Linked DNA regions of Homo sapiens: all the other regions are linked to region 4. Evidence: chromatin contacts called from ENCODE Hi-C or POLR2A ChIA-PET data. All regions are on one chromosome and are shown on one strand. The core of a region is the stretch at or near the end of the contact, and the rest is flanking DNA. Distances in the headings are between cores, read along the strand shown.

Evidence for each region. Hi-C counts contacts between places; a loop is a spot of excess contacts on that map. ChIA-PET counts read pairs that join two places held with the same protein, here RNA polymerase II (POLR2A). Pooled maps may share reads with other maps.
Region 1: a loop to region 4 is called in a pooled map, with 24 times the contacts of the local background. The contact joins the promoter of EARS2 here to the promoter of RPS15A in region 4. A Hi-C loop is called at or near these places in 1 of 168 maps with a recorded cell type or tissue (CD4-positive, alpha-beta T cell) and 9 of 50 pooled maps. POLR2A ChIA-PET finds 5 or more read pairs at or near these places in 1 of 52 experiments (Caco-2).
Region 2: a pooled map shows a loop between it and region 4 (9-fold over the local background). The contact joins the enhancer-like site here to the promoter of RPS15A in region 4. A Hi-C loop is called at or near these places in 4 of 50 pooled maps. POLR2A ChIA-PET finds 5 or more read pairs at or near these places in 2 of 52 experiments (CD4-positive, alpha-beta memory T cell and MCF 10A).
Region 3: a loop to region 4 is called in a pooled map, with 34 times the contacts of the local background. The contact joins the promoter of DCTN5 here to the promoter of RPS15A in region 4. A Hi-C loop is called at or near these places in 8 of 50 pooled maps. POLR2A ChIA-PET finds 5 or more read pairs at or near these places in 3 of 52 experiments (BJ, PC-9 and activated B cell).

Annotation. Positions count from the first base shown.
Region 1 is chr16:23,556,051-23,558,750 of GRCh38, forward strand. EARS2 (glutamyl-tRNA synthetase 2, mitochondrial) reads right to left here and starts at 1,300. Exons shown (of 9, transcript NM_001083614.2): 1 at 1,155-1,300. The coding sequence starts at 1,293. UBFD1 (ubiquitin family domain containing 1) reads left to right here and starts at 1,677. Exons shown (of 7, transcript NM_019116.3): 1 at 1,677-1,717; 2 at 1,900-2,229. The coding sequence starts at 1,693. RefSeq lists enhancers at 1-629, 990-1,269, 1,274-1,918, 1,460-1,659, 1,919-2,562 and silencers at 1,730-1,819, 1,920-2,099.
Region 2 is chr16:22,190,027-22,192,726 of GRCh38, forward strand. It overlaps SDR42E2 (short chain dehydrogenase/reductase family 42E, member 2), which reads left to right. Exons shown (of 13, transcript NM_001394319.2): 13 at 113-1,725. The coding sequence ends at 367. Among named protein-coding and RNA genes, the nearest start is that of TRL-TAG3-1, 4.4 kb to the right of the region's middle. RefSeq lists silencers at 111-200, 291-340, 481-580 and enhancers at 286-785, 1,041-1,120, 1,621-1,680. Within about 2 kb of position 1,330, at least 41 of the 41 ENCODE cell types and tissues checked have a DNase peak (open chromatin) inside an H3K27ac peak, as active enhancers do.
Region 3 is chr16:23,640,216-23,642,915 of GRCh38, forward strand. DCTN5 (dynactin subunit 5) reads left to right here and starts at 1,251. Exons shown (of 6, transcript NM_032486.4): 1 at 1,251-1,375. The coding sequence starts at 1,328. It overlaps PALB2 (partner and localizer of BRCA2), which reads right to left and starts at 1,095. Exons shown (of 13, transcript NM_024675.4): 1 at 895-1,095. The coding sequence starts at 942. RefSeq lists a silencer at 162-396 and an enhancer at 1,524-2,313.
Region 4 is chr16:18,788,923-18,791,622 of GRCh38, forward strand. RPS15A (ribosomal protein S15a) reads right to left here and starts at 1,412. Exons shown (of 5, transcript NM_001019.5): 1 at 1,322-1,412; 2 at 59-196. The coding sequence starts at 191. RefSeq lists enhancers at 365-1,082, 1,020-1,649.

The sequences.
Region 1 (2,700 bases), core at 50-2,549, 4.8 Mb after region 4:
AGCACTTCCACAACAGATGGTTTGAAAGGCACTGCTCTAGGCTATACTGCCTGCCAGAAAGATCCTGTCATGTATAGCTGGGATTTTACTACAAAGATCTTTGTATGTTCATCCTGGGATTTGGGATGAGAGGCATACTCCGTGTAGAGAACGTAGAAGGTAGCCTTACTGGTGGGAACCAAAAGGCCCTGACGAGATCTCCAACAGGCTATACAATGGGCCTCTGTCACCCTCTAGCTTGCTAAGCTCCCAACAGCACTAGCACAGTGCCTTGGTACCTGCGATTTCCTCTACCCAGAAGGTTCCTTCTTTTTTGTTTTTGAGACACAGTTTCGCTCTTGTTGCCCAGGCTGGAGTGCAATGGCGCGATCTTGGCTCACCGCAATCTCCACCTCCTGCGTTCAAGCGATTCTCCTGCCTCAGCCTCCCAAGTAGCTGGGATTACAGGCATGCGCCACCATGCCCAGATAATTTTGTATTTTTAGTAGAGACAGGGCTTCACCATGTTGGTCAGACGGCTCTCAAGTGATCCACTTGACCTCAAGTGATGCACCCACCTCTGCCTCCCAAAGTGCTGGGATTACAAGCGTGAGCCACCGCGCCTGGCCTCCAGAAGGTTCCTTCTATAGGCTTCACATAGCGTGCTCCTTCTTGTCATTTGGATCTCAGCTCAAATGTTACCTGCTCAGTAAAGCCTTCTGGAGCGTCCTTCTTAATCCCCAGTCTCCTATCCTGTTTCACTTCCCGCATGGCACATGTGACTCTAAAATTACACTTATTTTTTATAAGTGTCTGCGGCAGCCACTAGAATGCAGACTTCCACAGAGCAAGGCCCCTACCTTTCTCAATGATCACTGTATCCCAGCGTCTACAACACCTGTTACACAGGTTGTCATCAATGCACATGTATGGAATGCATGAAAAAAAGATCGAAAGAGATGGGATGGCACAAAAAACACAAGAAACTCCTGGCAATTTGAATTATTTCCGCTCCTGCACCTCAGTTTCCGCCTCTGTAAAATGGGCTCGCGCTGCCTTAACCCTCCTCCGCCCGCCCACTCTGACACCACCGGAAAGGATTCATTCGGGAACATTCGTGGGGCGGAGACGGGACAGGGGGCCTCGGCCTGTAGCGTCACGTCCGCCAGGGTTACCTGTGGGGCTGGGAGCGAACCGCACTCGCACCGCAACCCCGGCATCAGTGCCCAGGTTGGCCTCGCGCCGTCCTACGGGGCGGCCAGAGGCCGCCGAAGGCCTCTCGCGCTGCAGCAGTCTCCTCAGGAGCGCCGCCATGTGGGATGGAATAGCACACGTGGGCTTCTCCCTGCGTCACTTCCGGGGACTGCTTCCAGCCAATCGGCCTCCGCCACAGCCAGCGCAGCCTTGCCCCTTAAAGTCACAGGCCCCCTAGCGCGAAATCCCACGCCCCCCTGGACGGCTGCGGCCGCACTCGCCACCAGGGGGCAGAGGCCAGAGAAAGGGCTATTTCCCGGACCCGCCCCCTTCAGCTTGGGAAAGCGAAAGCGTGGCAGGGGCCGGACCTGGGAGCGGAGGAGGCGGGTCTCCATAGAAACCTCCACCTGTTTCCGGCCGGGCTGTGAGAGATTAGGGGCTGCTGCGGGGGCCAATCTCAGCCAGCTCGCCTCTTCCCAGCGGCCTCTGCGGGAGCGGTGGGTGTTGTACACAATCATCATGGCGGCGGCCGGGGCCCCGGATGGTGAGTGCGGCGGGGGTGGCGGGCGCCGGGCCGGGGCTGAGGTTGCGGTCGCTCCTCTGGGGGATGCGGCCCGGCCCGGGAGGGAGAACCGCGGCTCGGGAACGGAGGTCCGGCGGCGCCCGGACAGCGTCCGTTCCCAAGCCCAGCCCGCGGCGAGCGCCCACCCCCTAACCCCCTTGCAGGCATGGAGGAACCTGGCATGGACACGGAGGCCGAGACTGTGGCTACTGAGGCTCCCGCGCGGCCCGTCAACTGCCTGGAGGCTGAAGCCGCGGCGGGGGCGGCGGCCGAGGACTCCGGCGCCGCACGAGGCAGCCTGCAGCCGGCCCCGGCCCAGCCCCCTGGGGACCCCGCAGCCCAGGCCTCGGTCAGCAACGGCGAAGACGCGGGCGGCGGCGCGGGCAGGGAGCTGGTGGACTTGAAGATCATCTGGAATAAGACCAAGCATGACGTGAAGTTCCCCCTGGACAGCACAGGCTCCGAGCTGAAACAGAAGATCCACTCGATTACAGGTAATTCCTGTGGCGCTGACAGCCAGTCTTCCCCACCCCGCCTCCTGATGGCCCTTGCACCCTACTAGGCACCTGGTGGCTTTCCTTGCATCAGGTCCCCCCATCCTTACAGCAGTCTTCTGAAGGATACTTGGATGCCCATTACTCAGCTGGGGAAAGAGACTCAAGTTTATAGAGCTAGTAAGTTGCAGAGCTGGGATTAAAGCCGAAGTCTGACGTTTAGGCCCCAGTTTCTCATTGATGTTGCTCTAACATCTCTAATTAAAAAATCACCTAAGGCGCTTGTTTTACAGCTTCTGGGCCCTTTCCCAGGAGATTCTGATTCAGTGGGTCTGGGATGTAGCCAGGAATTTATTTTTAGCAAATATCTTAGGTAATTCTTCTAAGTGAAGTTTAGGAAACGCTGCTATTGACTTTGATGCTGGTTCTTCACAGTCGATTCTGTTTCTTAATTTTACCTTGTTCATAGCT
Region 2 (2,700 bases), core at 80-2,579, 3.4 Mb after region 4:
ATGTAATGGAGGGGAAATCCCTGCCCTCTCTTTTCCCTTTCCGTAAACAACGAAGTAGAGGATGTCCTCCTCCCACGAGGCCCGCCCTCGGATGCCCCGCCTGTCCCCGCAGGTGCGCAGCGTGGCCGTGACGCACACCTTCCAGATAGCCAAGGCCCGCGCCCAGCTCGGCTACGCGCCGGATAAGTTTAGGTTCGCCGACGCCGTGGAGCTATACGTGCAGTCCACGACCCGGCGGCCCCGCGGCTCCACGGCGCGGACCCTCCTGCGCCTGCTGCTCAGGCTGCTGCTGTTCCTCGGCTTGCTCGCCCTGGCCCTGCACTTCCTAGGCCTGCAGCCTCTGCACGCCGCCGTGGAGCGCCTGTGACCGTCCGCCGTCCGCCGCCCGCTAGGGTCGGCCCCGCTGCACCCTCGCCCACGCCCGGCTCCCTGGGCTTGTACCAGCCCCTGCCCCGCCTTCTGGGTTTGAGCGCGCCTCCGCTCCGCCCCTTGAATCCTGGTCACGCCCCCGAGCCGCTCTCCAGACCTAGCCCGGACCGCCGACTTCTGGCCACGCCCCTATCTACTCCCAGACCTTGCCTTGCGCCCTTCCTGTGTTTTGGCCCCGCCCCTGTCCTGTCCCGCCCCGCCCTCCGAAGTGGGCACGCTCCTGCTCCGCCCCCTGAATCCTGGCCACGTCCCTGGTCGGCCCAGACGCGTAGCCCCGAGTCTCTTTCCATGTTTTGACCACGCCCTTGACCCGCCCTTCAAATTGGGCACGCCTTCTTCCCCGCTCACTGATTTCCTGGCCTAGCCCCTGAGCAGACCTCCAGACCTAGCCCCGCCCCCGTTTTATAACCCCGCCCCTGCTTCACGGCTTGGGCACGCCTCTTCCCCGCCCCCTGACTTCAGAGCCTAGTCCTGAGCCGCTCTCCAGGCCTAACCCCGCCTTCATGTCATAGCCACGCCCCTTCCCGCCCTTCCATGTTTGGGCACGCCTTCTGAGTCCTGGTCACGCCTCTGTCCCGCCCCCTGAATCTTTCCTACGTCCATGACCCTCCCTCCAGGCCCTGGCCCTGCCCCTTTTTTCCTCCCTCCGGCCTGTCCGGTTTCTGATATGGGCCAAGGCTCACAGCTTCCTCCGCCTTCTGGACCTTCTCCTAGTCCCTGCCCAGTCCCGGCCCACCCCCAGATTCTCCCTCATTCTGGTTTCGCCCCCTTTCTGGTCCTCCCCGCGCGCTTGAGCCCACCCTTTGGCTTCTCCTTTTGGGTCTGTCCTTGCTCCTGCCTCTGGACCCGGTCCCGCCCTTCTCGCGTGTAATTGAGTCCTGGCCCCGCCCCCTCCCTCTCTGGCTTCACCCCTTTCCAGCTCCGCCTCCCGGGTAGGTTCTCCCCGGAACCAGGCTGCCGCGTCGCTATGGGCTAACGCAGGCTCGGGTGACGTTGGTATGAGTTTGCGCCGTCGGCTGCTGCTCTGTCTGGTAACATTGCATTCGATCCACCCCGACCCAATGTTCTGGGCTTCTCATTCACACAGATCTGTGTGTTGACAGCCAGGGTTTGGGGAAAAACCGAGACTCAAGCTTCTGCCGAGCCCGACTTGGCCTTTTTGGGTTCCTGTCTGAGGATGACAGCATAGTAAGCACAGGTTTTAGTACCAGAAAGAGCATGAAAAATTTAAAAAAAAAAACTCTTAAAATAATTGGATGTCTCGATGAAGTACCAATAAAGCTATAATGGGAAAAATAGAGTTTAGTTGGTTATATTTTATGATTTAGTACTGTTTCTATTTATTAATTAGAGGTAGTGGTAATCACCATAATCTTTAAAGTTTAAGGTCACGAAACTTCTTTATCTAGCCCTGCTCTCCACAGAAACTTCGCCTCCTATCATCTTGGTATCAGTTATCAGTTGTAAGTACCAAGACATCAGTGTGTAAATACAACCATGTATAGATCATAATATGCACACGTGGGACTGGCAGAGAAGAAAAGCACCACAAGCCTGAGGTGGATGGGATCGAAAGGGCTCATCAGAACCAACATGGCCACCGCAGTGTGTGTCCCACTCTGCTGAACAAGGTGAGCAGTTTGGGAAGGAGCTAAAAAAAAATGTATGCTCCTCTCTGCTAGGCTGAATTTTATGTGTGTATATAATTTTTGAAAGAATAATAATCCTATGTCTGTTTAATGCTTGACAGTGTAAAAGAGCTTTCATCTATGTGATCTTATTTAATTCTTACAGCTACTCTTAAATAGGGTTTATTACTCTCCTTTTATAGATGACGAAAACTGGGGCTTTGTCTCATTCCAAAGAGCAGAGGAGGGTGGGGGTTTCTGCTCTACAGCTGGGGGAATTTGGAGGAGCACCGCCTAAGCCGCCACTGGCCTAAACACAACACGTGGTAACTTCTACTCTTCTACACTCTGGCCATGCCAAGGCTTGCGGTTGAACTCTGGTCTCGTTCTCTCAGAGCCGCAAACCTCGGACCATTTGAAGCTGGCGGTCCTGGGGCTTCCTTTCCTCTCGATAACATGTTTACATCCAAACTCACTTCCTTCCTCTCTTTCTTCTCCCTGCTAATCCTGGGAAATCTGTTCTTCGAGCAGGAAAAACAATCTCACACTGCTCACGTTATTTTCTAGATCTTTTGACTAGTGCCAAACCTACTTTTGAAAATCCAAAAGCCAAGAATCAATTTATTTGTTTTCTGGATTTCTC
Region 3 (2,700 bases), core at 1-2,500, 4.9 Mb after region 4:
GGATTATCTTGTTTACTTATAAATGATCTTTCTCACCTCCACCAGAAGGTAAGCCAGGATAAGAATAACATCAGCACAAGCTGGAAACATCCTAAAAGTCTATCAGTAAAGTACAGTCTAAAGAAGCAAGGGCACTTCCAAGGCCAGGTGCAGTGGCGGGTTCGTGTAATCCCAGCTACTCGGGAGGCTGAGGCAGGAGAGTCGCTTGATCCCAGGAAGCGGAGGTTGCAGTGAGCCGAGATCGCGCCACTGCACCCCAGCATGGGTGGCAGAGTGAGACTCTGTCTCAAAAAAGAAGAAAAACAGAAAAGGAAGAAAAAAGAAACAAAACGAGGGCACTTCCAAACTACAACATACTGTCTAGAACTTAAAAAAGAAAGCAAGGTAGATAAACATGTCCTGACAGGAAAGCTAAACGGAACCTGCAGAACCATTCAGATCATACCATTTATGAACATTCCCTTCTCCAAAAAATATACATAGGATTCCTTTTTGGTGGTTAGGGATACGCCCCTCCTCCACCACCCACATTAACACACGAAAGGACCTGGAAGTACCAGACTTAAAAGATTTACTTGAGGCCGTCCGGGGGGAGAAGTAAAGATTGAGGGTGTGGGAGGGGGGAGGAGCAAGGGTGTCGATACAGCTTTATCTACAAACTGTTACACATTGTATTAATGCGCTGCTACTGTAATGAAATTTGTTCTTTAAACGCCACCACGTGAGCACCACGCTATTTCCACATTTTCATTTTCTGTGCCCCCTCAGCCCTAAGAGGAGGGGGTGGTCAGATGATACTGCTGCCCTCGGACTGCCGAGGACACAAAGCCAGGCCTAAAACCCTGGGAAAGCGGGGTCAGAGTCCTGCGTCCGCCCTTCCCGCACCCCCGGCACCTTTTCCTTCTCCTCACAGCTGAGGGGCTTCCCGGGAGGCTCGTCCATCGGGCAGGCGACAGAACGAAAAGAGCAGCCGTCGCCGACCCCAGGCCTGCCGACACCGGGACCCAGTTGGCCCTGGGCCGGGGAGGCGCCCCAGGAAGGAATGGGGAGCCCGGGATCGCACCCTCAGTGCGCGATCAGCTGACCCACGCGGGCCAAGCGCGCCCTAAACTCCGGCCAATTAAATCCACCATTCGGCCTGCGCACGCGCAGCCGTAGACGGCCGAGCAGTGGAGCGAGGCCGCCTAAAGGAGAGCCGCGCTGTCGATGAGTCCCAGTGGGCCACCTGGAGCGGAAGTGGAGGAGCGGCCGGAAGTAGCCGGAATCTCTGAAAGACTGACCGACTGACTCTGACAGGATCCGGGGCTGAGGGAAGGAGGCGGCGGCCATGGAGTTGGGCGAGCTGCTCTACAACAAGTCTGAGTACATCGAGACGGTGCGCGGGTCCAGATATGTATCCTCCTCTTTCCAACCCTGCGTCCCTTTGAGGCCTGGTCGGCGTTCCCAACCTGCCCCTACCCCACCAACCCCTGTCCCTTTGGCCATTAGTCCCGGATTATCTAGCGATGCCCCGTGTACCGTCTGGCTTTGCTGTTTACTCCGCGCTTGGCCAGTTGAGGCCTTTTGTATTTATTCCTGATTTTCTCATAGGGGTAAAGTGCCTTCGGGAGGATAGGACAAGTCCCATCCTGTTCATACGAATTACAGCTCGGACTTCGGGCCCTTTTACACTGCCTTTTGTATCTGTTAACTTGCGCTAAAAACGATTCGGTTCTTTTTTTTTGAGGAAGGGGGTTGGGGGGCGGAGACTCTGTCGCCCAGTCCTGAGGGCCGCGGCGCGATCTCTGCTCACTGCAACCTCCGCCTCCCGGGTTCAAGCGATTCTCCTGCCTCAGCGTCTCGAGTAGCTGGGATTACAGGCGCCCGCCACCACGCCCGGCTAATTTTTGTATTTTTTGGTAGAGACGGGGTTTCACCGTGTTGGCCAGGCAGGTCCCTAACTCTTGACCTCAGGTGATCGACCCGCCTCGGCCTCCCAAAGTGCTGGCATTACAGGCGTGAGCCACCGCACCCTGCCGATTTGGTTCTTTATGATCAGTACATGATATGTTTGTAAAATCTTGGAAACAGGGCAAGTGGTCAATTAACGTTACTATCGTTATTTTGGTTTTCTTTGCTTTCTCACAACTCTGATACTCATAGTCATTATCCTCGTTTTAAGGCCGTAAAGCCCACGCGTGGAAGTGGGATTTGAATCCGCGTCTGTCTGATGCCACCAAGCTATAGACATTCAAATTATGAGTTTATTCCTTGAGTCCCTAGTTTCCTTTGTGTTTTTATTTTTTGAGACAGGTTCTCACTCTGTTGCCCAGGCTGGAGTGCAGTGGCACAATCACAGCTCATTGCAGCCTCGGCCTTCCAGGCTCAAGCGATCCTCTAGCCTCAGCCTTCTGAGGAGCTGGGACTACAGACACGCGCCACCATGCCCGGCTAATTAAAAAATTTTTTTTTTGTTGAGAAGGGGTCTCACTATGTTGCCTAGGCTGGTCTTGAGCTCCTGTCCTCAAGGGATCCGTCTGCCTCAGCCTCTCAAAGTGCTGAGATTACAGGCATGAGCCACCATACTCAGCCATAGTTTCCTAATCCATCATTGCTTTTTTGATATCCTGGACTCACTCCATTGTGGACAGCACCCCACTTTATGTTTTTTTCTCTCAAATGGGAGCTTTCTTGATGGAAACCTGTAGTCCAGAAACCTAT
Region 4 (2,700 bases), core at 162-2,661:
GACTGATTTCTTAGAGAGTCTCACATGAAAACATAAAACACAGCGGCAGCAGACTTACCATGCTTCATCATCACAGTGAGAAACCGGACGATGACTTTGGAGCACGGCCTAATAAGCACCTGGCGTTTGCCTCTCTTTTCGGCATTGTTGATACTCTTGAGAGCATCTGCCAGGACATTCATGCGCACCATTGTGGCTGTTCAAGGAAGACAAAACAGGAGGTTTTACTGGCATTGCCAACATCAACAGACACCAACCATTACACTGCGGAAGTATCCTTTCCTTTCTGGCCCCACCTTGGCGAAGTTTTCTCAAGTCTAAGCAGGCTGCTTCTCCATTTCCCACCACCCAGGAAAATTCCTATTTACTACGGTTGTTGAAAACAGGTTATCGGGACGTCAGCCTGCACATTTTGAAACTCATTCATTCACTAACCACTCTTCTTCGAATCGTGCCACACACCAACGTCTGGAGATAATAAAATGTGGGACAAAATCCACTTGACACAAGACAACGTGAGAACTGGCAGAAACTGCCAGCTACCGGAAGGAAAACATCGGGTATAGTCGATCAGTGATTCAGAACAGAAGCAGAGTATCATCGGCAACATTTTCCAAATTGCTGAAAATCAGCAGATTCCATACTATTAACATTGTACTTTAAATCAGTTCACTCTCACCTACAATGAACACATCTAACTATTAAACATCCATCTTCGTGCCATTTAAAATTGCGTCCAACAGCAAGAGCCACAGTGGCAAACAGAAACATTTTACATGCTTGTCAGACTGGACTCTCTTCTAATGGGCAAGAACCGCACACTACACTGAAGTTTTGAAAGACCAAAGTGCCAATAGTAAAGAGTAGAACTTAAATTCCTTAAGTTCAAAAGTGTCTAAAGAAAAACTCTGCGGCCCAGAAGATCCAAGTTGGCACCCAGCAAACTGCCAACCCCGGCACGATGCAGCTTTTACCTGCTGGGTGGCCTCAGCCTCCCAAGCTCCCAGCGCGGCCGCAGCAGTGAGAAGCTGCACGGCCCACCAGCCCCGATGTTGCCCGCCGCCCGGGGCCAAGGCGCTGCCTCAGCACTAAAGGGAGATCCAGACGCTGCGGCCCGAACCGGAGCTACCGCCTAGCTGGGCAGTCGAAGGCTCCGGCTCCCGCCCGCGCTGCGGCCTGCACCCCACGGACCGGGATCCCCTGAGTGCACAGTCTGGGGCGCCCAGCCATGGCTCTCCTCTATGCCTGTCCAGGAACCGGCAAGGCCAGGATCCTCGGCCAAGGTGGGGACCAGCCTCCTCGCAGGACACCGAGACCGAACCTTAGATTGCAGGATGGCGCCGATGGCAGACGGATGAAATTGGAGCTCTCAGAGAGTGCTACTCACCGGCGCGGAAAGATGGCGGAAAGAGGACGGGAGGGGAGAGCGCACGGAGTTATGGGAAGCGGGAGAGCTATCGCGAGACTTTCAAAGGCCCGGCAAAAACAAGGACCGCCTAGGAGAAGGACGAGGGTGAGGGAAAGGCGGAGCCTCCTCAGGGGTTGGCAGTTGAGAGTCGATGGAATCGACCTCCCCCGGTGGGGCCTGGGAGAGGCAAGGTGAGCCGTTCGTTGGAGGTTCGTCTACATTTTTTTTTTTTTTTTGAGACAGTTTCGCTCTTGTAGCCCAGACTGGAGTGCAGTGGCGTGATCTCGGCTCACTGCAACCTGCGCCTCCCGGGTTCAAGTGATTCTCCTGCCTCAGCCTCCTGAGTAGCTGGAACTACAGAGATGCGCCACCACGCCCGGCTAATTTTTGTATTTTTAGTAGAGACGAGGTTTCCCCAAGTTGGCGAAGATGTTCTTGATCTCCTGACCTTGCGATCCGCCCGCCTCGGCCTCCGAAAGTGCTGGGATTACAGGCGGGAGCCACCGCGCGGGCCTTAATTTTTATTTTAGTTTACTTTTGATAAGGAGTCTCGCTCTGTCGCCCAGGCTGGAGTCCAGTGGCGCGATCTTGGCGCACTGCAGCCTCCGCCTCCCGGGTTCAAGCGGTTCTCCTGCCCCAGCCTCCAGAGTACCTGGGATTACAGGCGCCCGCCATCACACCCGGCTAATTTTTGTATTTTTAGTAGAGACGGGGTTTCACCATGTTGGCCAGGCTCGTCTCAAACCCCTGACATCAAGTGATCTGCCCACCTCGGCCTCCCAAAGTGTTGGGATTACAGGCGTGAGCCACCACACCCGGCTAAAAATTTTTTTTTAATTAAAAAGTTAAGTTCAGACAAAAGTCACCCAACAGTTGTTTACTGAGCACCCATGTACCAGACGCTAGCAAGGCCCTGGGGTACGAGGTGCCCACACAGGCACCATTTAGCCAGTTCTGTCCCTGCCGGTTCTTCCAGCTTCGTCCTCTCTCACACGTCAATGCCCCTGCTCATTCGTTGCATTTCCTCTTCCCTCTAGCATGGTACCTGGATATTTGCTAAATAAAACTTAAACCTTTTATTTTTGTTCTTTTTTAAAATTTTTCCTAGACAGGGTCCTGCTCTGTTGCCCAGGCTAGAGTGCAGGGGTACACTCAGCTCAATGCAACCTCAAACTCATGGACTCCAGTGAACCTCCTGCCCAGGTCTCCCAAAGTGGTGGGATTACAGGTAGGGTACCTTATAGACATCTAAGGACCACACAGGGTACTTCATTAATCAGATTCATAAATCC